2 separate regions of the Homo sapiens genome follow, and region 1 is linked to region 2. A link is a loop called in an ENCODE intact Hi-C map of the cell type or tissue named here. Cell type or tissue: lower leg skin. All regions are shown on one strand. Links, peaks and the distances in the headings refer to the core of each region. The heading gives the core; the rest is flanking DNA.

Evidence for each region. A loop is a pair of places that touch in the nucleus more often than their neighbours do. Peaks named below come from ENCODE experiments on the same cell type or tissue, not always from the same donor. Only the 100,000 strongest peaks of a DNase experiment are listed, where the experiment ranks them.
Region 1: it touches region 2 in a loop (10-fold over the local background); 95 of 110 quality-filtered maps call a loop at or near these places.

What each region holds. Positions count from the first base shown.
Region 1 is chr1:18,590,054-18,605,784 of GRCh38, forward strand. No RefSeq gene overlaps it. Among named protein-coding and RNA genes, the nearest start is that of PAX7, 33 kb to the right of the region's middle. RefSeq lists an enhancer at 9,170-9,699. In lower leg skin, for the core only: a CTCF peak has its summit at 7,595; a DNase peak (open chromatin) is centred at 7,528.
Region 2 is chr1:18,817,700-18,827,358 of GRCh38, forward strand. No RefSeq gene overlaps it. Among named protein-coding and RNA genes, the nearest start is that of TAS1R2, 37 kb to the right of the region's middle. RefSeq lists enhancers at 1-307, 2,004-2,513, 2,514-3,023 and a silencer at 3,202-3,380. In lower leg skin, for the core only: no CTCF peak of the experiment used is centred there; a DNase peak (open chromatin) is centred at 3,225.

The sequences.
Region 1 (15,731 bases), core at 3,626-11,625, 220 kb before region 2:
ATACCTCTCCTCCCAAAAGGAAACACCTTTCCCATTTCTATTAGGTTGGCGCAAAAGTAATCGCGGTTTTTGCCATTAAAAGTAATTTGCCATTAAAAGTAATGTCATTACTTTTAATGGCAAAAACCGCGATTACTTTTGCATCAAACTAATATCCTGTATTGTCTGTTTTTATTTATTTGTTTGTTTTTATATAACTTTAAGTTTTAGGGTACATGTGCACAACCTGCAGGTTTGTTACATATGTATACATGTGCCATGTTGGTGTGCTGCACCCATTAACTCGTCATTTACATTAGGTATATCTCCTAATGCTATCCCTCCCCCCTCCCCCCTCCCCCCACCCCACGACAGGCCCGGGTGTGTGATGTTCCCCTTCCTGTGTCCAAGTGTTCTCATTGTTCAATTCCCACCTATGAGTGAGAACATGCAGTGCTTGGTTTTTTGTCCTTGCGATAGTTTGCTGAGAATGATGGTTTCCAGCTTCATCCATGTCCCTACAAAGGACATGAACTCATCCTTTCTTATGGCTGCATAGTATTCCATGGTGTATATATCCCACATTTTCTTAATCCAGTCTATCGTTGATGGACATTTGGGTTGGTTTCAAGTCTTTGCTATGGTGAATAGTGCTGCAATAAACATACGTGTGCATGTGTCTTTATAGCAGCATGATTTATAATCCTCTGGGTATATACCCAGTAATGGGATGGCTGGGTCAAATGGTATTTCTAGTTCTAGATCCTTGAGGAATCTCCACACTGTCTTCCACAATGGTTGAACTAGTTTACAGTCCCACCAACAGTGAAAAAGTGTTCCTATTTCTCCACATCCTCTCCAGCATCTGTTGTTTCCTGACTTTTTAATGATCGCCATTCTAACTAGTGTGAGATGGCATCTCATTGTGGTTTTGATTTGCATTTCTCTGATGGCCAGTGATGATGAGCATTTTTTCACGTTGTAATGTAAATCAAAACATATGTAAAGACAAATAATGAAAAAAAATGGGAAAAAAAGTTTAAAAAAATATGTGCTCTTTTTTTACAATTTTTTTTTTTGAAACAGTGTCTTGCTCTGTCACCCAGGCTGGAGGGCAGCAGCACCATCACAGCTCACTGCAGCCTCAACCTCCCAGGCTCAGCCTACCAAGTAGCTGGGACTGCCTCATCCTCCCACCTCAGCCTACCAAGTAGCTGCAGCTACAGGTGTGCACCACCACACCCAGCTAATTCGTTTTTTCTTCTTCTTCTTCTTCTTCTTCTTCTTCTCCTTCTCCTTCTCCTTCTCCTTCTCCTTCTTCTTCTTTTTTGAGACAGAGTCTCGCTTTGTTGCCCAGGCTGGAGTGCAGTGGTGAGATCTCGGCTCACCGCAACCTCTGCCTCCAGGGTTCAGGTGATTCTCCTGTCTCAGCCTCCCGAGTAGCTGGGATTACAGGCGCATGCCCAGCTAATTTTTTTGTATTTTTAGTAAAGACGGGATTTCACCGTGTTAGCCAGGATGGTCTAGATCTCCTGACCTCGTGATCCGCCCACCTCGGCCTCCCAAAGTGCTGGGATTACAGGCATGAGCCACCGCGCCCAGCCATACCCAGCTAATTTTTGTATTTTTTGCAGAGACGAGGTTTCACCATGTTGCCCAGGCTGGTCTCAAATTTCTGGGCTCAAGCAATCCACCTGCCTCACCCAGCCTCCCAAAGTGCTGGGATTACAGGCATGAGCCACTGTACTGGACCCACATGTGCTCTTTGGTGTCTGACTTCTTTCACTCAACACTGTGTAAGATCCATCCTTGCTGTGATGCACAGCAGTACTTTGTCCATCTTAATCACTGTAGAGTTTTTCATTGTCTGACTATATTACAATGTGTTCAAGCATTCTACTGCTGATGGATATTTGGGCTATTAGGAATACTGTTATGGAATTAATAATATTACTAATAATTAGTAATAGGAATTAGGTTGGGCATGGCGGCTCACGTCTATAATCCCAACACTATGGGAGGCCGAAGTGGGAGGATCACTTGAGGCAAGGAGTTTGAGACTAGCTTGGGCAACATAGTGAGACCCCATCTCTACAAAGAAGTTTAAAAATTAGCAGGGTGTGGTGGTGCACACCTATAGTCCCAGCTACTTAAAACGCTGAGGTAGGAGGATAGCTTGAACCTAGAAGTTGGAGGCTGCAGTGAGCTATGATTGCACCATTATACCACAGGCCTGGGCAACAGAGATACACCCTGTCTCTTAAAAAAATTAATAATAATAAACAGTAGCATTAGGAATAGAACACTCTTGCCTATGTCTTTTGGTACAAATATGTGCTCATTTCTGCTGAGCCCTCCTAGGAGTACCATGGCTGGGCCATACAGTGTGTGTATGTGAACTCTGGCAGACACTGACACATCATTTTCTAAAGCACTGGTACTCATTTCCACTCCACCAGTTGTCTGCTCAAATTCATTCTTCCTTTCTCATCAGGAACATCGTAAGACTACATTTCCCAGGTTCCCTTGCAGTTAGATAAGGTCACATGATGCTGAGTTCTCACCAACAGATTATGAATGGAAGTCTATGTGTCCCTTTTATACTCCACAGTGGGTGCACCTCCTTCACACTCCCTTCCCCCTTCCCTCCCTCTAGAGCCCACAGTGACCCAGTATCAACCATGCAAACAATGGCAATGCCCTAGGAGAAGACAGAGAAACATGTTGGAAAGGATATGACTTTCTGAAGACCCTTTGGAACAGAGCTGCCCCACCAACTAAGCAGCTCACCTCACACTGTGAGGAGTTAGACCTCTTTGTCCTCCAAGCCAATGTATGTTGGAGTCTTTTTGTTCCAAGAGTTAGATCTTTCATCCTCAATAATACAGGAATTGGTATCAGAAATGGGGTGTCAATCTGTGACATTGTCTTAACAGCCAGGCAATGGATAAGAGTTATTTATCACCTTATGAAGATTTTCTTTATCCTTTATTTGTCATGCAACGAGGAAAGTTAATTGAAGTGCGTTTCTCCTTGTGTCTCATGTGATTTCTCCTTCAGAAATGCACCTACTATATTTTTTAGAGCATAGATGTTTATAACTCTTATCTTCATTGTGGATACACATTTGTATATTCTAAGATGACTTTCTTTGTCTTATTAAATACCTTTTAATCTAAACTCCACATTGTGTGATATTAAGATTTTTTATCTGCATTTGCCTAGTATACCTTTGCCCAGCTTTTAGGTTCAACCTTTCTGAATTACTTTGGTTTATGATTGCCTCATTTATAGAACACTGAGTTAGATTTGGTTTTGTGACCAAATCTAATTTCTTTTCTTTCACTGGGCAAATTAAGCTCATTTGCATTTATAACACCTGTGTTCTGTCATATTATTTTATGTAATTTTTTCCTGTTTATGGGTGTTTTAAATGTCTTTTGTTATGTGGTTTGTTCTTTTATATGTGGTTCTTTTGATACAGAAGGAGTTTTATACTTTTGTTCATTATTATAACTTTACACAATATTCTTAGTTCTCAATTTCTCAGAAAGTAAGAACACTATAGTTTATTCTTTTTCTTGCCCATCTCCCTGGCTTTCCCCCAACACAGCTAATGAGGCACTGATGGGTTCCTTTCTCAGTGATCTCCTCTGTTCTGCTGCATGTCTTCATACTACTTGTCTTGATTTGCCAGCTTTGAAACATGTTCTTTGTGCTTCCATTGTGTAATGGTTAGCACTCTTGACTCTGAAAGATGTTCTTTGATTCCCACCTACTACAGAAGAGGCACTTTGCAAACACACCCTGTTTCCTGGCTTCTTTCACGTGTCCCCTCCCATTTCTTCTCAGATGCATCATTTCTAACCTCATCACGGATGCCTGCATTCACATTTTTATCTATTCCTCTACTTCCTACATTTGCGTTAGTCTCAGTTCCACACTTCACCACAGTCAATGCACTACCAGCCCTCTGCCAGTCATGGGGCTGAAGTTCATCCTCTAGATGTTTCCTCCAGAGAGACTCCACAGGGACAATATCCACTGAGTTCTGCCATGTTCAGAATTGCTGGTGGGTGGCGCGTATATCTGAAGGACAGCTTGGCTCAATAGAAAATCCTGCCTCACAGCTTCTTTCCTCAATTAGCTCTCATTGGCGTTGCTCTACGGTCTTCCAATATCTTACTATTGCCTTATTATTACAAACAAGGGAAGGAGCTAGGTTTTCCTGGCCTATTGTAGGCAATGCCTTCTGCTGTTTGGTGTTTAAGAGATAGAGATGCTGTCTCTTCTGGATGAGCTTCTCACTGACACAAGTGCGATTTTGCTCATCTTTCTGGACTCTCCGGTGGTGGAGCAATCTTGCCCTTTATACCCTCCCACATTGCTTCTGCCACCCTTCACCCCATGTGGCTTGTGTGCCAAGGGTGGCTGCATTTGACAGCCATTATGCCTTATGTTCCAGTCTGCTCTTTCTGCATTCGAGTTTGGCTGAAGATGGAGTTTGTGGGGTCTTTAGTCACAATATCCAGGCGGAGAAGATGAAAACTGCTTTTTCATGCTGACACGTTCACATCAGCGTTCTGTGGAGCGACCCTACAGCTGCCCTAGCCTGCATGCGGCACTTCAGGTGCCACAAACAGAGGCCACAGCTCCTGCCTTTGACAAGCAGCCATCAGTCTCCTCACAGAATGGAGAACCAGGAAACCTCTGGAATCAGAGGCTGTCTCTCTTGCCATTGTCCCACATAACCATATGAGTTCACTGTACAGTCAGCCTTCTGTATCCACATGTCCTCATCCACAGATTCAACCCATCAGGGATCTCAAAAGTGTGAAAAATAATTAAAAATAATACAACATTGGGAGGCCAAGGCGGGCGTATCATGAGGTTAGGAGATCGAGACCATCCTGGCTAACGTGGTGAAACCCCATCTCTACTAAAAATACAAAAAAATTAGCCAGGCATGGTGGCGGGTGCCTGTAGTCCCAGCTACTCGGGAGGCTGAGGCAGGAGAATGGTGTGAACCTGGGAGGTGGAGCTTGCAGTGAGCCAAGATCGCACCACAGCACTCCAGCCTGGGTGATAGAGCGAGACTCCGTCTCAAAAAAAAAAAAAAAACAACAACAATAAATAATGCAAATAATAAATAGAACAACTAAAGAAAATACACATTTTAAAATACAGTATAACAACAACTTATACAGCATTTACACTGTATCAGGTATAAGTAACCTAGAGATGATTTAAAGTACATGAGAGGATAGGCCAGGCACAGAGGCTCATGCCTGTAATTTCAGCGCTTTGGAAGGCCGAGGTGTGCAGATTACTTGAGGTCAGGAGTTCAAGACCATCCTGACCAACATGGTGAAATCTGTTGACCTGACAGAAGGAGAATGAGAATTAGTCTCAGAGTTTAATATTGAATATGCTGCAGGCCCATACGCTCTCTTTTTTGTAGCAGAGTACATGAACATTATTATAATAAATGCCCTAACTACTACAAATCTTTCTAGGAGCACTATACACTATGCATTTTCCAGAACTCTATACCACACATTTTATTATCTAAACCCTCCTCTTAACCTCCCTGTCTCTACTTTTAAAAATATATATAGAAATTAGCCAGCCATGGTGGCTCATGCCTGTGATCCCAGCTATTCAGGAGGCTGAGGCATCAGAACTGCTTGAACCCGGGAGGCAGAGGTTGCGGTGAACCGAGATCACGCCACTGCACTCCAGCCTGGGTGATGGAGTGAGACCCTGTCCCAAAAAAAATTAAAAATAAAAATAAAGTATATGAGAGGATATGTGAAGTTTATACACAAATACTACAGCATTTTATAGAAGGGACTTGAGCATCCGCAGATTTTAGTATCACCGCAGATACCAAGAAACAACCATATATTGTGAGTCCTGTGAAGAAAGCAAAGTAGGCAAAGGGGAAGAAAAGTGATGGAGGCTGCTAATTTAGTTAAGGCAGACTTTTCTGAGTAAGGGCTATTTAAGCAGAGTGATAAATGACACGAGGGCCCACCTGTGCAGCTACCCAGGGGAAGGTCATTCCAAGCAGAGGGAGCAGCAGTGAGAGTTTAAGGCATGACAAGGAGGCTGGAGAGGAGCTGATGAGGGGCAGGTGCAGTCTGAAAGATAAACAGAGCTGGGCACAGTGGCTCAAGCCTGTAATCCCAGCACTTTGGGAGGCCGAGGTGGGAGGATTGCTTGAGTCCCAGAGTTCCAGACCAGCCTGCACAACATGGTGAAACCCTGCCTCTACTGAAGATACAAAAAATTAGCCGGGCATGATGGCACGTGCCTGTAATCCCAACTACTCAGGAGGCTGAGACAGGAGAATCACTTGAACCTGGAGGCGGAGGTTGCAATGAGCTGAGATCGCGCCATTGCACTCCAGCCTGGGTGATAGGGCGAGACTCTGTCTCAAAAAAAAAAAGAAAAAAAAAAAAAGAAAAGAAAGAAAGAAAAAGAAAAAAAGAACAAAAAAATAAATGCCAATTAGCTGGGCATGGAGGGGCACACCTGTAGTCCCAGCTACTCAGGAGGCTGAGGTAGGAGGATTGCTTGAGCCCGTCAGGTCAAGGCTGCAGTGAGCCATGATTGCACCACTGCACTCCAGCCTCGGTGATAGAGTGAGACCCTGTCTCAAAAACAAAACAAGGCCAGGTGCAGTGGCTCATGCCTATAATCCCAGCACTTTGGGAGGCCGAGATGGGTGGATCACCTGAGGTCAGGAGCTTGAGACCAGCACCAGTCTAGCCAACATGGCAAAACCCTGTCTCTACTAAAACTACAAAAATTATCTGGGCCTGGTGACATATGCCTGTAATCCCAGCTTCTTGAGAAGCTGAGGCAAGAGAATCGCTTGAACCCGGGAGGCAGAGATTGCAGTGAGCTGAGTGCACCACTGCGCTCCAGCCTGAGCAACAGAGCAAGACTCCATCTCAAAAAATAAAAAATAAATAAGTGAATAAATAAATATTGAAAACAAAAACTAAAAAGATAAACAAGGGCAGGGAAGGTTACCCACAGGCCCCGATCCTGTCTTGCTGTCTTTGGTTTTACTCTGAGTGGGAATAACTGCAGGGTTTGAGCAGCGGCATGACATCATCTGACTTGCTTTTAAAGGGATCACTCTAGAAGCCAGGTAGAGAATAAACTACAGGAAGACACGAGGTAGAAACAGGGTGAGGCTCACACGAAGGAGCTTCTTGACTTCAACACTGACAGGCACCCTGCAGATGAGGGTCTGGAAACCCAGGCCTCCTGCCCTCGCCTGCTCTGATGGAATATCTGCCAAGCCAAGTCCAATGGCAGGAGGAGCTAGGGGGCCCAAGGACAAGCTGCCCTTCATAAGAGCAGGGACCCTGCCTCCTCAGCCCCTCTTCTCCACTGCAATATTTGCTCTCTCATGACCAGACACGGAAGCCCTGACCACCGGTAGCTTTGCAGGTGTGGAGGGGTACCTGGGGACAGCTCCCAAGGGCAGGTGCTCCGGGTCAGCTCCTGATTCCAAGGAGAAGGGTGCGGAGTGGCCACTAGGTGACAGCATTGCTCCGCTGAGAAGGCGGCCACGCGCTCCACGGAGTTGGGTGTGTTGAAATCCCAGAAAGAAGGGGCTTCATGGGAAGTCTCAAAACCTCCCTCAGCCCCCTCGCTTTCATGGATGAGGATGGCAGTGAGGAATATGGTGGTGAATTCAGGAATTTCCAAGACAATAAATACTTTTCACATCAATCGCTTCATGTGACCCTTACAGCAAATACTGTGAGCTGGTCCATGGAGGCCTGTTAGTCCACTTTGCAGTGAGAACAGAGGCCCAGAGAGAGCACCGTGGCTGCCGAGCCCGGCCTTCTTCCGAGCTGTTCACCCCTTCCAGAATTGGGCCCAGTGGCAGGGCAGACAGTGGAGGTGGGGGGAGTGAGAAGTCCCTTTACCTGTGTCTGGTGTACAGATCGAGAGCAGCGCTCATAGTTTGGAAGTGGGGGGAGTGAGAAGTCCCTTTACCTGTGTCTGGTGTACAGGTCGAGAGCAGCGCTCATAGTTTGGAGGTGGGGGGAGTGAGAAGTCCCTTTACCTGTGTCTGGTGTACAGGTCGAGAGCAGCGCTCATAGTTTGGAGGTGGGGGGAGTGAGAAGTCCCTTTACCTGTGTCTGGTGTACATACAGATCGAGAGCAGCGCTCATAGTTTGGAAGTGGGGGGAGTGAGAAGTCCCTTTACCTGTGTCTGGTGTACAGGTCGAGAGCAGCGCTCATAGTTTGGGACCCTTTAAGGACCCTCCAGGAGCCGCTCACATCAGTTGATGGAGGGGTATCTAAATTCAACACACATAAAGTCAAAAGTGGCAGCAAAGGAGGAATTATATTTGTCACCGCCTCTCTGTATAAACACGCCACTAATGGTGTCATTATTCATTATCATGCAAAAAAGTGGGGGTGGCTTCCTTTGTGCCTCCCCCAACAGACCTAGTCAACCCCCATATTATAAAGCATCCTATTCCTCTCCTTCAGCACAGAACTAAAGGAAATCTGTTTAACATTCTTTGGTTTTATGTTGTTGTTTTGAGACAGAGTCTTACTGTGTCGCCCAGGCTGAGCACAAACATAGCTCACTGTAGCCTTGACCTCCTGGGCTAAATCGATCCTCCCACTTCAGCCTCCCTAGTAGCTGGGACTACAGGCATTTGCCACCATGCCTGGTTAATTTTAATTTTCTTAGAGATGAGGGTCGCAATAGGTTGCCCAGGCTGGTCTCAAACTCCTGGCCTCAAGAGATCCTCCTGCCTAGGCCTCCCAAAATGCTGGGATTACAGACATGAGCCACCGTGCCCCGCCAGCATTCTCTTAAGTAACTATGGGATTAATGTCGGTCCCTTCCACCAAACTGCTAGCTTCAAAAGAACAGGAACTGGTCTCTGTGCTCGGCACTACAACCTCAGCTCCCAGGACTGTGTGATGCATAGAAAGTGTACAGTAACATGAGTTAATGAATGCGCAAATGTCCTGGCCTAATGTCATGGCCTCCAAGAGGTCTCTCCTGCCGCAAGGTTTTGCAGAGTCCACAGCAAACGGCAATCTGTTGCTGCATCGGGGCCAACTGCCTTCCATGAACCCGGAACTGAAGTCGGTTCCAAGTGAAAAGCTTCCCCGGGTTTGGGCCCGTTCCCCCAGCTGATGGGCAGATAGAGCAGAATGGGAGATGACCCAGCGAGGCTGGCCCCAGCCCCACTCCCGCTCCCCAGCCCATTCACTGGCTGGGAGTCCTGCCCAGGCTGCAGGATGGAGAAGCCGGGAGAGCCTTGCTCGTAAATTACATTTTAGACAGTCTGCTGGGAAGATTAGAATCACACTGGTTTGGAGCCAGGGCTTTCCAGAGTGTCCCTGCAGGAAAAGAGGATCCGGGATAAACAGTGAAAGGGAAAGAGAGAAGGGGAGGGGAAGGGGGAGAAGGAGGTGGCCAGGGAGAGGGAAGAGGGAGGGAGAGAAGGAGAGGGAAGGGAGAGTAAAAAAAAAAAAAAAAAAAAAACAGAGAGACAAAAGACAGGGAGAGAGGGGTGGGGGCGGCGTGTACAACCAGGGCAGTGAAGACCAGAAGCCACAGAGAAGGGCCAGGGGAGACAGAGCTGGACAGAAGGAGCCAAGATTCCTACACAGGCAGGTGGGCTGGCACCACTCCCTCTGCCTCTTGCAGTTTTCCCAATCCTGGGTGCTGAGGGGAGCATGTCCCCAGCGTCTTTCTCTGGCAGAGAAGACTGATGGCCTCACTGGTCCTCAATAACAAGGGAGAAGGATTCTTCCCAACCACAGCCCAGACTGGGGAAGACGTTTCCCCAAGGTCACACAGCAAACCTGGTGGTGGATCCGAGGACTTCAGGTGCTAGGCCGCCACTAAATGCTGTTCTTGGGGTCCCCTTGTTGGAGCAGGACAGGCTTCGAGGACAGACATGTGGAGGACGCACATTCTCGCACTTCCTCGGTTTCCACTGCAGCAGCATCTACCTGTTTCTCACCGCAAGACTCCTCCCCACCACACTGCAACACCTCTGATGGAATGAACTTTGGCCTCAAAATTAAAAAAAAAAAAAATGAGCTCTAGCCTCCAGAAAGAAACAATTTTTTAACTAAACTTTAAGCCCTGAGATCACAGAGGGGCACACCTCTCGGACTGGGATTCAGCAAACCTAGCTTCAGATCCCAGCTCAGCTATAAACTCACTGTGTGGTCTTGGGGTACCCACGTGATGTCTCTGGGCCATATTTTCCTAGAGAAGCAGAAGAGTGGAGTAGTGGTCCCCAAAGGGATCTTTCAATTTTTTAACAATCCTTACCTCCCCCTTGGAAGAAATCCCAAGTAGGGTGCGCTGAGTGAGCACTGGATTGGAAGTCTGGGGCGCCCTAGGTCCCAGGAGACGCAGCTCGCAGCTCTCCCCTCACCTTGGCAGGCCCTTTCAGAGCCAGCAGCACTGGTTAAAATGCAAGCATGGCTGGGCGTGGTGGCTCACGCCTGTAATCCCAGCACCTTGGGAGGCTGAGGCGGGCAGATCACCTGAGGTCAGGAGTTCAAGAACAGCCTAGCCAACATGGTGAAACCCAAACTCTACTAAAAATACAAAACTAGCCGGGCGTGGTGGCGCATGCCTGTAATCCCAGCTACTTGGGAGGCTGAGGCATGAGAATTGCTTGAACCCGGGAGGCAGAGGTTGCAGTGAGCCGAGATCACGCCACTGCACTCCAACCTGGGCAACAAGAACAAAACCCAGTCTCACAAAAAAAAAAAAAAAAAAGCAAGCATGTCTCTTACCTGCTACTGTGTTTGAGCTTTCCTGCAACCCTGTGGGCTAGGCCTTTAAACTATGCCCATTATACCGATGAGAAAAATGAGACTTGGGCAGAAGTGATTTGCTGATGGTGACTCAGCTCAGAAGCAGCAGACGAGGCAGGAGTCAGATGGATGGAAGCCTGTCTGAGCCCACAGCCCCAGCACATGCCTGCTCTACCCAATGGCTGAACTGAGATGGGAAGAAATTTGGGGTGGATAAACGGAAGACAACAGCCGCCTCCCACAAGGAACCTCTGGATCATCTCCCCAAACCTCTTGCCCCAAATCTCTATTGTATAAAAAGATTCTTTTGTACTGACAAGAAAAACTGAGACCCAGAGAAGGTTTTGTAGCTCTGGGCATCCTTTCTGCTCCACTCATAGGACGAGAGTTACCAGAAAAAAATACAGGACAATAATTGAGACATATACTAAAAATATATTCCTAGTTTATCTGAAATTCACATTTAACTGAGCAGTTTTATTTGCTAAATCTGGTGCCTTCAGTGAGACACACCCCACTCCCCAGTTTCCATCACCCTTTAGGACTGGGATAGATGGGGATGATCCAAATCTAGAGCCTGTGTCTCTTTCTTCCCAACCAGCGCTATCCTCACCTGGAATCCTGGGCCTTGCAGTGAACAAATATTGGAACAGAAACTTGGGATACAATTATTTTGTTCAACAAAGCGTTGAAGTCCAGCCATCTCTAATGCACATCCCAACTCTCTGGGGTTGTCCAAGGAGGCCTCTGTGTTGGGGCAGCCAGCGGCTCTTGGAATCCATTGAGCCCTGACCATGTGACCTCAAGCCAGTTCCATCACCCCTCTGGGCCTCAGTTTCCACATCTGTGAAATGAGAGCCCATTCCTCCTTTCCCTGCAGCCCTGGTCCAGGAGACCACAGCTGTGGAAGCATCTCCACGCCCTGTGCCCAGCGCTCTCGGGACCCAGGCTTTGGGCTCTGTGAAGGCTTCATGTCCCTCCTCCTCCAAGGTCAGGGTGGAGGGTAAGGGGTGGGAGGGCACCCTGGTCCTGCCACTGGGAGATGCTACTTCTGCCTTGTGACCAAGTATCACACATGCCCCAGATCTATGTGTCTCCTGCCCCCAGGTCCCAGTGTAGTGCCCAGCTAGTCAAAATCCATGCTGATGCAAATGAAACACAGCCTCACACGAGGTGCCCCGTGTGGATGATCCACTGCAATCCCCACCACCATCTCAAACCCCCTGAGACTCCCATCACCTGGCAATGCTACAGTTACTATGAGTGTGGTCTGCCTCCCCCAGGTCACTGGGCCCCCGTGGGCAGTGATCCTGTCTGTTCCGTTTACTGCCATGTGCCCAGGGCCAAGAACAGTGCCTGGCATGTGGTAGGTGCTCAGGATCTTGTTGTGAAATACACAAGTGGACAACACGGTAAGGTGACTGCTTTACTATCCCCTTTCACAAACGAAGAAACTGAGAGGTAGAGATGAAGCCAGTTGCCCAAGGCCACACAGTGAGTGTATTTGAACCCAGGCAGCCTGACTCCCGAGCCTACCCTGTTAACTACCACCCTACACAGGAGCATATGAAAAATAAATGCATGAGTTAATGAATGAATGCAAAAGTGAATGAATGAATGCATGAGTGAATGAATGAATGCATGCATAGTGAATGAATGCATGAGTGAATGAATGAATGAATGCATAGTGAATGAATGCATGCATGAGTGAATGAATGAATGAATGCATGAGTGAATGAATGAGTGAATGAATGAATGAATGCATAGTGAATGAATGCATGCATGAGTGAATGAATGAATGAATGCATGAGTGAATGAATGAGTGAATGAATGAATGAATGAATGCATAGTGAATGAATGAATGCATGAGTGAATGAATGAATGCAAGCATGAGTGAATGAATGAATGTGTGAGTGAATGAATGCATGCATGCATGCATGAGCCACCCTTCATCTTTCACCCATCTCCTTCAGGGGCCTGTATTTCTCCCACAGTGTGGGGCAAAGCAGTCCCTACAAATGGTGGTAAGCAGTCAACCTGAGGTCTTAACCATCAGGTGCTCATGGAGACCCACTCAGAGACGGACAGCACTGGCCCCGAGTCACACTGCATGTTGGTAGGGGGCAGAGCATCCTGTCCCAAGGCCCCTGGCCCTCGAGCCTAGCCCTGCCCCACTCTGAGAACCTCGTGTGTTTGGTGGCACAGGCATGGCTGGGGGTAAACTCCAGGCTTGCTGTGACTACCTGGGTAACCTTAGGTGAGTCCTGCACCTCTCTGAGTCTCTCCTGTTGTAAAATGGGAACACTGCTACCCAACTCGCAGGGCTGTTCTGAAAATGATGAGGTGACATCGTGGACAACAAGCTGACTTGGAGAACAGGCTCCGCTCAGCAGATATCACCAGTCCCCTCCCAGGCTCTACCCCACCAGCACTAACTGGGGCCCGCCAAACCCCAGAGCCAACCTGACAATTCTATGACGGCTGAATCACTGGGAAATAATTGAGGTTAATTCCTCAGTCTCCTGCACATACCACCCACCTCTCCTCCCAGCAGGCCAGGGAGGATTTATGAGTTAATGGTGGCATTGTCATGTAAAGGGCTTTGAGATCCTCGGAGAGAGAGCCCTGGGAACGTATAGAGTATGAAATGGGAGGCATAATGGTATTAGCACCCAATTACTCCAGGATGATCACTCGCCCGCAGCTAAAACTAAGAGCTCTCTCCCCTAGTGACCCTTCCGCACGCCCCTGAAAGGACTAGGCAGGCAGATGCATTTGGCTCAGGCCTGAGTCCTTCCAGCTTGCTGTGTGGCCTTAGGAAGCTCACAGGCCCTCTCTGGGTATCTTGCCACATTAGCTCTCCTGAGGGTCCCTGCAAATCAACAATCATACACCCAGGCGGCCCCTCCGCCCCCGAGTGGTGGCCCTACCAGGGATGGTGGGAACCTCACATGGGTGTCAACTCAGAGAAGAAGCCAGGGATCTCAGCTCCCAGCCCAAGCTCCTTCCCCACCCCTCACTGAGGCCCCGACACGTGGACAAACAGCTCTTCGAATCTGTCATATGAAGAGCTCGCACGCTGCAGCTCAGAGAAACTTCCAGAGGAATGCACTTAATCCTGGCCACAGCTCTCTAAAGAAGCTACGATTATGATTCCCAATCTTTGGGTGAGAAAACTGAGGCCACAGGGCAGGTTATTGCCCACAGACCCAAAGCTGTGAAGCAAGTGACCAGGGTTCAAATCCAGAAAGCCTGACCCCAGACCTGCCTCATACACGCTCAGTATGGAGGAAAAGCCCCAATCTCCTTCCAGAGCTCTCACCCTCAGAGCTTCGTGCTGGAGCACCTGCCTGGTCCCCACTTCCCCTTGCTAATAGTAGAGCTGGAGCACAGCTTCAGTTAGCAGTGACCACACTCCAGGCCCTGTGCTGAGCGCCACTGACCCAAAGCCCAGGAAATGCATATCTGCATCCTCATTCTACAGGTGAGGAATTAAGGCCCAGAGACAAGTACTTGGCCCAAAATCTCATAGCTAAGATGTGGCCGCTCCATCATTTATGCCACCTCCCAATGTCATTCTTTTTCTTTTTTTTTCTTTCTTTGAGATAGAGTCTTACTCTGTCATCCAGGCTGGAGTGAATGGCATGATCACAGCTCACTGCAGCCTCGACCTCCTGGTCTCAAGGGATCCTCCCACCTCAGCCTCCTGAGTAGCTGGGACTACAGGTGCATGCCACCATGCCTAGCTAATTTATTTTATTTTTTTAAGTAGAAATGGAGTTTTGCTATGTTGCCCAGGCTAGTCAAATGACCTTCCCGCCCTGGCCTCCCGAAGTACTGGGATTGCAGGCGTGAGCCACCATTCCCCGCCTGAGCCACCACGCCCAGCCTGAGCCACCATTCCCCGCCTGCGCCACCATTCCCCACCTGAGCCACCATTCCCCGTCTGAGCCACCACGCCCGGCCTGAGCCACCACTCCTGGCCTGAGCCACCATTCCCCGCCTGCGCCACCATTCCCCGCCTGAGCCACCATTCCCCGCCTGAGCCACCACGCCCGGCCTGAGCCACCATTCCCCGCCTGCGCCACCATTCCCCGCCTGAGCCACCATTCCCCGCCTGAGCCACCACGCCCGGCCTGAGCCACCATTCCCCGCCTGAGCCACCACTCCCCACCGAGCCACCATTCCCCACCTGAGCCACCATTCCCCGCCTGAGCCACCATGCCCGGCCTGATTTCATTTTCCTTAGAGCGTATCATGCTCCCTCCATCTCTTTTCTTGCATCTGTGCACAGGGGAGTGTCTGCCCAGGCCTCACCTTTCCCCTTCACTGCCGGGTTTCTAGTGCCTGGGGCAGGACCGGGCACAGAGTAGGTGCTCAACAGACGTTTATAAATAATGCTTGGAAGGAAATGTTTTGTAGGCTACGGGGCTGAGGAGTCTTCCTCATGGGGTAAGAATAAGAACCTTCCACTTAAGCAGCCTGAGCAAGGCAAGGGATTGAGGCCGGGACGGGTATGGAGGCCGCTCAGAGAAAGAATCAGCAAAGGCATTGGCCACGGCTCTGTTGCACCCACAGTCCCTCAATGTCTTGGGCCTGACGTGCAGTCCAGCCCATCTGGCACAACTGACCCCCAAAGGAAGCATTCAGATCCTTCATCCCCTCAGGGAGCTGGGGGTCTCTAGGGCCCTCCTGGGTCCCAGAGCTCTCTCTGCCGGCCACAGCAGTTGTGGGCCCACCTGCCTTTCCCAATGGGAGCAATACAGCCTTTCTGAAAGTCTCTCTAAGGTCTCTGCCTCCTTCCTCGGAGACTGCTGGCGTCCTTGTCTTGGCCCAGGTCCTCACCTTCCTCCTTCGGCTCCCTTACCCCTCCCCACCTGCCCACCCCCACACTGCCCCCTTCACCCATCAGAAGT
Region 2 (9,659 bases), core at 1-8,000:
GCTGATGCCAGGTGACACGGGAATGAGGAGGTGACCAGAAACTGAGGAAGCCCTGCCAGCCTCATGGGGAGTGCAGCGGGGATGGCAGTGGAGGGCAGGGGGGCAGCTCTCGCGAGGACTTGGAAAAACAGCACCCAGCCCCGGAAGAGAGGGCATGGGCAACCCAGCGTGAGGCCCAGAGGAAGGAGCCCAGAGGGCCAATGGGGGCTGATGAAATGTTATGGACGGTGCTGAGCGATTATGCAGAGAGAATCGATTGCTCGGGCTGGTGCCTGCCTGGCACAGAGACACAAGCGCTGAAATGTCAGGCCTGTGATCTGAGAGTGCCACCCGGCAGCCGCTGAGCTAGACAGCCCCCACGGGTGCAGACCGAGCTGCGGGTGTGCAAAAAGAAATCCCAACGCCCCCCAGATGGAACTGTTGTCCTGGCAGGGCTGAGGCAGCAGGGATAGGGACGGGGCATCTCAGAAGGTTCTGGAGAGGAGGGGCCGGGTGGACCTGCTTTTCTCGGTTCTCGTGCATGCAGATAGCTCAGCTCCCAGAGACGCAGGCAGGAAGGGAGGGAGGCAGAAAGGCTGGGCCCCGTGCTAGAGAGATGCGTCTGCAGATACATTCTAAACATGCAAATCAGAGAAGGGAAGGGGCACTGGGAGACTTCCAAATGCCCACTCCCTGGGGCACAGTGTAGGGTGGAGGGAGGGCTGGAGGGAAGGCAGGTGGAGGGGGAGCTGAGGGAGGTGGGGGGGAGCTGAGGGAGATGGAGGAGGAGACCATGGGACCTCACGTGAGCCTGACCCCCTCCTGGCCATACCCCTGCCCCCAAAGCCACCTCTCTGCAGAACGGACTGGTTCCTGCCTCCCAGCCAAAGAAGGCTGGGTAGGCTGGAGCAACTCCCCAACACAAGCATCCTGAGCGCCTGCTATGTGTTACAGGCTTTCCCAGTTCTCAGGGATTCTACAGGGAGAAAACTGCCGTTAAGAGACTTCAGTGACTTGTGCCAGGCCATATGGGTCACTTAGTGATCAGCAAGATCACAACAGCTCTGACGATGTGACAGGCACTGCACAGAGCCCTCGCCTGCTCCATCCTGTTTCATCCTCACTGCTACCATCAGGTGCTCTAAGAAGCATCATTACCGTCATTTTACAGATGGGGAAACTGAGGCTCTCAGAGAAGCAACTTGACTGAAGTCATCCTGCCAATAACAGACCAGCTAGAATTCGAGCCCTGAGCTGGGATAGAGGGTCTATGCCTGGAGACCTCACTCCCAGGCTTCACAGTGGTAAAATAAGTCACCCCAGGCATAAGAAAATAAGCCGGGGAAAGAGCCTGCTTTAGGGTGGGGCCAAGGGGAAGGGAGAAACCAGGTAGAGGGCTTGCTCAACGGTACGGAGTTCAAATCACAGCTTCCCAGGCCCCCCGTGCCCTAAACGCACCGGCTCAGGGTGGCTTTTTTATAGAATCCCTGCCACATCCTGGTCTCCTTCTGCAGTCATTGGTCCCCATAGAGCATTCTCCACATTGCATCTGGTGATCTTTCAAGCACGAATCAGATCGGGTCCTCTCCTGCTTAAATTCTCTGGGTGACGTCCTGTTGCCCTGAGAATGAAATCCTGAGAGGCCCTGCCCCATCCAGCTCCTGCCCCCTCCCCATCCCTCTGTCCGGAAGATGCTTTCCCCAGAACCTGCTGCGGCTGCCCCTCCCCGACAGCCTCCCTCCCTGGCCACAAGCGGCCCCAGCCCCTGTCTGTCCAGTCGCCCCGGCCATTCTTCACAGCACTTACCTCACTTACTTCAGTCTCGGCGCTTCCCCGCTTCCCTTTATTGTGGGAATTTGGGCTTGTGCACTGGAGTTTGGGCTTCATGAGGGTGGAGAGCTGGCCTGTCCTGTTCCCCATGGCACCCCCCAGTGTCGCATAGTAGATGCCCAATAAACATTTGTTTAATGGGGAAGGGGCAGTGCCCAACAAGGTCTCTTGCATGCTGTCAGGGCATAGCATGCCTGGGCCGAGCCCGTTGCCTGGCAGATAGGGAAACTGAGGCTCTGAGGGGCTGACCCCACAGCTAAGGGCAGAGGCCAATGCTCTGAGGGAGCACTTAGCTCCCAAGCCAGGATTTTCCACTGCCCCAGGAGTCACGGGCTCCCTTCCCTCCTCTCATCCTTGCCACTCTCCCCTGCCTCTCCCCACCGGTGATCACCAGCACCACGTCTCTCCCTCCTGCCAGGCTGGCTTGAGGCAAAGGTGATTTGCTGACAGGGCCTGGGGCTGGACTTAGGTTCAACACCCAGCTCCGCCACCTCCTCGCTGACTGACCACAGGCAAGTTCCTCTACCTCCCCCAGCCTCAGTTTCCTCCTCTGTACTGTGGGGACGTCAAGGGTTGTTAGACGAGAGTGTGTGTGAGTGGAAAGGGCCCAGCAAGTGCCTGGTGCCGAGGACACTCATTTAACCCGTGATGAGAGTGGCAGTGCCATCTCCCCGCAGCTCGTGAGGACTGGCGCGCCCCTCCCCGATCCGGGCCAGGGTCTCTGCGCACTGGGTCCACCTGCTTCAGCCTTCACCCTCCTAACAAAGAGGTTGGTTGGTCTTTCCAGCCTGTCTACTCACACCCTCCCTACTACTCAAACCATTCATCATTCCTCCTGCTTCCTGTCCCATCAGCCCAGCCAAAAGGTTGTGATTACCACACAAGCACACGCACGTACCAAACACACGTGTGCACGCAAGCACAGATGCCTGTATGCACAGTCATAGACGCACACATCTCCCCACACACAGCCAAATAGTCGCCCAGAGGGACACGGCGTTGGGGTGCTTAACACGCACCCCCTCGCACACCCGCGTGCACACACGGGTCTCCGTGGGCACTGCGTACACACGAACCACAGACACTAGCACCTGTGTGCCTGCATTCACCCACACAAACCGCCCTGCTTTCGGCCCTTGCCTCTCTCCGACACCTGCAGCCTGGCAGACCCCGTGCCGTAGAGGTGACACAGAAACACACACTGGGTGAGTTAACAGTCGGGGCTGGCATTTGGCACCACACTCTGGATAGACGGGAACAGCCTGCACGCATGCACCTCCGTGTCTCTGCATCGTGTGTTTGTGTGTGTGTGTGTCTACCCAAGCGTCCAGCCTTGGGCCTGGAAGAGACGGGACTTCAAGCCCTGCCCAGCACTTCCAAGCACGGAGCCCCTGGCAGCGGCTCAGCCTCCCTTTGCACAGGAATGGGGCCAACAGCACCATCTGCTGTCAGCTTCTGGAAGTGCCCTGCAGAGAGCGCACACCTGGCTCTCGGATCAGCTTTCCAGAAGGACCTGGGCTGTGGCCGCTATCCTGACAACAAGCTGGGCCACAGGGACATCCCCAGTCCAGTGAACTAGAATGAGGCTGGTCTTCAGAACCACCGGGAAAATTTGTGTCCAAGTTAGGGACCACTCTCCTTGCGTGGATGGGGAAACAGGCCCAGAGGCAGGGAGTGACGGGGTCCATTGGTTGGCCCAGGGAAGAGGATCATAGCGATTTCATAGAGTTCTTGTTCTCCAGCTCCTCATTTTGGTTCATATCTTGACTGTGTTTCATGTTTTGACAGGCAGGGCACTGATTTAGGGGAGCCGCCCAGGAGGCAGGCAGGCTGGGGTGAAGTGATGGGATTCGCAGGTCCCCTGCCCACACCAGGCCTTGCCCTGGACAGGAAGGCCCGCTGCAGGAATCCTGTTCTCAGCCACACCGAGGTACACATACCTGACGCCCTGTGAGAAGGGCTGTGGACGGAGATAGGGAGGCCGAGGCAAGAAACAGCAAACGGAACGAGCGATGAGGAAGGCCAGGCCACAGGTGGATGGGGAGATGCTGAGGTCCTGCTGTGCTGGACTGAATGCAGATGGGAAGCAGCCTTAGCTTAGAGATGACCTGATCCAGATTGGGAGACTGAGGCCCAGGGAGGAGGGGTGACGGGCCCAAGGTCACTGGAGCCAACAGCCTGGCTAAGAATCGATCCAGGTCTTCTGGTTCCCAATCCAGAGCTCTTGCCTCTCGCGTGACTGGCTCCTTCCTTCCCCTGGGTTAAGAATTACTCTTTCCAGCGGAGCAGGGGCCGTCTTTTCACATCCCTGGCAAAAGTGGCTGAGATAAGCCCTTAAAGAGTCTGAGAAGCTCCCCCTCTTAGATCAAGAGGATCTAGGGAGCCTGGAGGCAGAGGAGACCTGGGGACTCTACCAGTTTCCTAAGTTCAACTCTAGGCCAACCCCTATTCCTGCCTCCCTTTTGTTAATGCATACATATCATGGACCGTTGGGGTTAAGAATTCACAATAATAGTAGTCATGATGCTATGGACTGAATGTTTATGTCCCCCAAAAATGCATCTGTTAAAATACTAATCCCTAATGTGATGGTATTGAGAGGCAGCGTCTTTGGGGGTGATTAGGTCATAAGAAGGGAGCCCTCACAAATGGGATTAGTGCCCTTCTTTTTTTTTTTTTTGAGACGGAGTATCGCTCTGTCACCCAGGCTGGAGTGCAGTGGTGCAATCTTGGCTCACTGCAAGCTCCGCCTCCCAGGTTCACGCCATTCTCCTGCCTCAGCCTCCCGATTAGCTGGGACTACAGGCGCCCACCACCATGCCCAGCTAATTTTTTGTATTTTTAGTAGAGACAGGGTTTCACCGTGTTAGTCAGGATGTTCTCCATCTCCTGACCTCGTGATCTGCTCACCTCGGCCTCCCAAAGTGCTGGGATTACCGGTGTGAGCCACCGCACCCGGCCCTTTTTTTTTTTTCTTTTCTTTTTTTTTTTTTTTTTTTTTTTTGAGACAGTATTTTGCTCTTGTTGCCCAGGCCGGAGTGCAATGGCACAATCTCGGCTCACCGCAACCTCCACCTCCCAGGTTCAAGCAATTCTCCTGCCTCAGACTCCTGAGTAGCTGGGATTACAGGCATGTGCCACCACACCTGGCTAATTTTGTATTTTTAGTAGAGACGGGGTTTCTCCATGTTGATCAGGCTGGTCTCAAACTTCTGACCTCAGGTGATCTGCCTGCCTCAGCCTCCCAAAGTGCTGGGATTACAGGCGTGAGCCACCAAGCCCGGCTGGGATTCGTGCCCTTCTAAAAGGGACCCCACAGCGTTCTCTCACCCTCTTTCCACCATGTTAGGATATAACAAGTCAGCAATCTGCAACCAGAGGAGGGCCCTCACCAGGACCCAACTATGCTTGCACCCTGAACTCAGACTTCCAGCCTCCAGAACTATGAGAAATAAAGGTCTGTTGTTTATAACCCACTCAGTTTATAATATTTTGTTATAGCATCTGAAGCTAAGACACATGATAATAGTAGCTACTGTGTGTTAAGTAGCCTGGAGACATCTCCCTGCAGTGATGGATTATTCTTATTTCATTTACAGCTAGGATAAGCCCAGGGAGGGGCAGTAGCTTACCCAACATCACAACACCCCAAGTGGCTGCAGCAGGATACACCCTGGGACACCAGCTTCAAGTCCAAGGCCCTCCCCACTGCTCCTCACCACTACATACAGGACAGGAAGAGTTTGTGTCCTTGAATTTGTTCAGCAGTATCAGTGCCCGACTGCAACAGGGGTACAAAAAACACAGAAGTTCATTGAACAAGTATTTAGTGAGCACCTACTATATGCCAAGCTCTGTCCCAAGTGCTGAGGGTACAGCAGAGAATAAAACAGACAAAACTGCCCTCTATTGGCAGGGGCATAGGGGACAGATAAACACAATGAGCTAGCAAACACGTATCCTGCCAGATGGTGACATGGGCTGTGGCGTAAAGTGGAGTATGGAGGGAGGATAGGGAGTGAGGGTGACGATACGCAGAGGGGGCCTCAGGAAGGTGTCACTGAGAGGGGAATGGCTGAGCAGAGGCCTGAAGGAGGTGGAGGAACCAGCCAAGTGAGTGTGCTTCTAGCAGAGGAAATGACCTGTTCAAAGGCCCTGAGGCAGGCCCATGGTTCATGTGTCTGAGAAACAGCAAGGAGGCCAGTGCCGCTGGAACAGAGGGGAAAGTAGATGAGATCAAGGAGGTTACCGGGAGACCAGGTAGGGCCTGTGACAAATCTGGCTTTTACCCAGATGAAATGGGAAGCCATTTTGAGCAGAGAGGTAGCAAAATCAGACTTGGGTTTTAAAGGGCACTTTGAAAGTCGTGTGGTTGTATTCATCCGTTTAATACTTTTGCATTGCAGATTAAGTTTCGTATTAGTTTGTTCTCACTCAGCTATAAAGAAATGCCTAAGACTGGGTAATTTACAAAGAACAGAGGTTTAATTGGCTTACATTTCTGCAGGCTGTACAAGAAGTATGGAGGCTTCTGCTCAGCTTCTGGGGAGGCCTCAGGAAACTTACAATCACGGCGGAAGGTGAAGGGGAAACAGCTTTGTCTTACATGGCTGGAGTAGGAGCAAAAGAGAGAGATGGGGGAGGTGCTACATACTTTTAAACAATCAGATCTTGTGAGAACTCACTCACTATGCAGTACCAAGGGGAGATGGTGCTTAACCACTCATGAGAACTCCACCCCCATGACCCAACCATCTCCCACCAGGCCCCTCCTCCAACACTGGGGATTACAATTTGACATAAGATTTGGGTGGGGACACAGATCCAAACCATGTAAGTGGTTAATAGATTTTACAGGGCCAAGGACAGAAGCATGGGGGCTACTGAGGAGCTGCCCAGCACCCAGGGGTGATGAGCTGGAGAGTTAGGCTAAGGTTGTCAGGGTGGAAGAGGTGCAAAGTGGTCAGATCTGTGAAATGTTTTTGAAGGTAGACACACACACACACACACACACTCATACACACACACACACGGGAGAAGCCTGTGAGCCACGCTTAGCTGTAATGGGACCCGCCATACCTGACCATCCATGCTTTTTCATGCAGTACCCAGTGATCAGACTACATAGGTCAGAGAACCCGTCAGACAAGCTGATGGTGATGCCTGGCAAGGCTGCTCAGGGGGCCTGGCGTGGTTTGTCCACTTCACTCTTGCCCCACAGCAGTGCTTGTGCCACTGGGAGAAACAGCTTAAATCCTCAGCCCTTGTCCAGCCTCTTCATTATGCAAGTGGGGAAACTGAGACACCAAGAAGCAAAGGGACTTGACACTCAGGGAGTCAGAACACAGGCACAGTCTCCTGACTCCCTGTCCAGTGCTCTCTCGTACCACAAGCCCAAACTTGCCCCTCAGGACTGGGTGACAAGGACACAGGGGCTTGGTCAGGCCTGCACAATCTTTTCTAGAGAAGGGGGTGACGGTGAGGGGCCTTGGCCTCCAAACTTCATCCCCACTTCACTCCATCCCACAGGCTGCTCTGCCCAGCCAGAATGTGGGTGAATCCCCTAATGACCCAAATCTGACAAGGAGCAGAGTCCGTATGTTGCCAGCATAAGAAAGGACAAAAGAAGAAGCCTTAGCCTTTGGCCCCTAACTGGAGGCTTAATGAAGGCATCCAGCAAGAAAGGAAAGGGTCAGCATTAGTATCTTTGTCAACATCACCACCACCACCATCACCATCACAATTACCAACATCACCACTACCACCATCATTATCACCATCACCATCACCATTACCAACATCATCACTACCACCATCATTACCACCACCATCACCAACACCACTACTACCACTACCATCAACACTACCACCATCATTATCACACCACCATCACCATCTCCAACATGGTAACCACCACCGCTATCACCACCTCAATACAAAAAACAACACCATCATCACTACCAACACCAATACCAATACTCTACCACCACCACCACATCACCATCGCCATGACCAACATCACCCCTACCACCGTCATTATCACCATCACCATCACCATTACCAACATCATCACTACCACCATCATTACCACCACCATCACCAACACCACTACTACCACTACCATCAACACTACCACCATCATTATCACACCACCATCACCATCTCCAACATGGTAACCACCACCGCTATCACCACCTCAATACAAAAAACAACACCATCATCACTACCAACACCAATACCAATACTCTACCACCACCACCACATCACCATCGCCATGACCAACATCACCCCTACCACCGTCATTATCACCACCACCATCACCAACACCACTACTACCACTGCCATCAACACTACCAACATCATTATCACCACCACCATCACCATCTCCAACATGATAACCACCGCCGCTATCACCACCTCAATACAAACAGCAGCAACACCATCATCATCTATCAACACCAATTCCAACACTCTACCACCACCACCACCACCATCACCATCACTACCAATATCATTAGGATCTCTAACACCATCACCATCATCATCACCACTAACACCATCAATACCATCAACACCTCTTCACCCTCATCACCACCGTCACTGAGCCAGATCTAGTTTGGGTTGCACTGGAGAACAAAGAGGACCCCCTGTAGCTAACACTGAAGCCAGAAAGCTTCCCAGATAGACTGTGCATGGGCTGGGCATCTGCCCCGGGGAGAGCCAAATGGCTATCGGTCGTCAGGGACATGGAGCTGGAATGGCAGGAGATGGGGTTGAGTTAGGACTGGGGAGTAGAGGCAGCAGACACGAGTCTATCCAGGGCAGCCAACAGGCTGGCTAGGAGAAGGAGGGACTAGGGAGTCTAAGGAGTGAGAAGGCAGCTGGCAGCTGTTCGGATGGAATGTCAAAGAGGGAAAGAGAACAGCCCCTACAGGAGCCCGTTCATGAGGTGAAGAGCAGGCCAGGAGTGGGTGGAGTGCAGCAGGCAGGTAAGCATAGCCCAGTTGAATGAACATCACCATTACACCTCCACAGCATCCCACTCTCTAGCACAGCCATGGCCACCATCACCATGACAACCAGCCTGAACAGCACCTTCCCCATAGCTATGGACTCTCTCACATCCCCCAGTGACCACCACCACGACTGAAGCAGAGACTGCTCTTGCCCATCAGCAGTCACTGTACCCTGCTGCCTTCAGAGCTCCCAAGTTTATCTGGGCATAGGAATGCTGTTGCAGGTTGGCTTGCCCTGCAAGCAGACCCTGAGATGGAGATCAGCAGGCAGATGGGCTGGGGGTCGCCCTTGGGGTCAACACACGTGTAGGAGCAGGAAAAGAAATGGAATTGGACAAAGGGACATGCTGGCTTCATGCCGTCTCAGATAAGGCCTTGGCTGACCCCACAAGGACCTGTGAAGACCGGGTAGCCCTTCAGAATTGTGCAGGTTGTGACACTCCCATGCCATCAAGCCACTGTGTGCAGGCTACCCCCAGGTAGGGAGCATAACCTTGGGTAGGGCAGCTCTCTCCGGCCAAGAGCCATTTCTGGAAAGCGTTGAGGACTGTCAGCCAGCAGCCCTCCCAGCAGCTGGAAAAAGATGTCCTTCAGTTCCAAAGGGTATTGGAGTGGAGCATCACAATGTTCACCCCCAATGCCCACTAAATACCACATTCCCATCTTCCCTTGTAGCAAGATGTGGCCAAGTGGCTGAATTCTGACCAAGGACATATGAGAGCAAATTATGTCTGCCACTTCCAAGTCGTGCCTGAAAAGAAATAGCCATGTACCCCTCTTCCCACTCTCCCTCCCACTAGTTGGGCTGCAGATGTGGTGACGGGAGCTGGAACA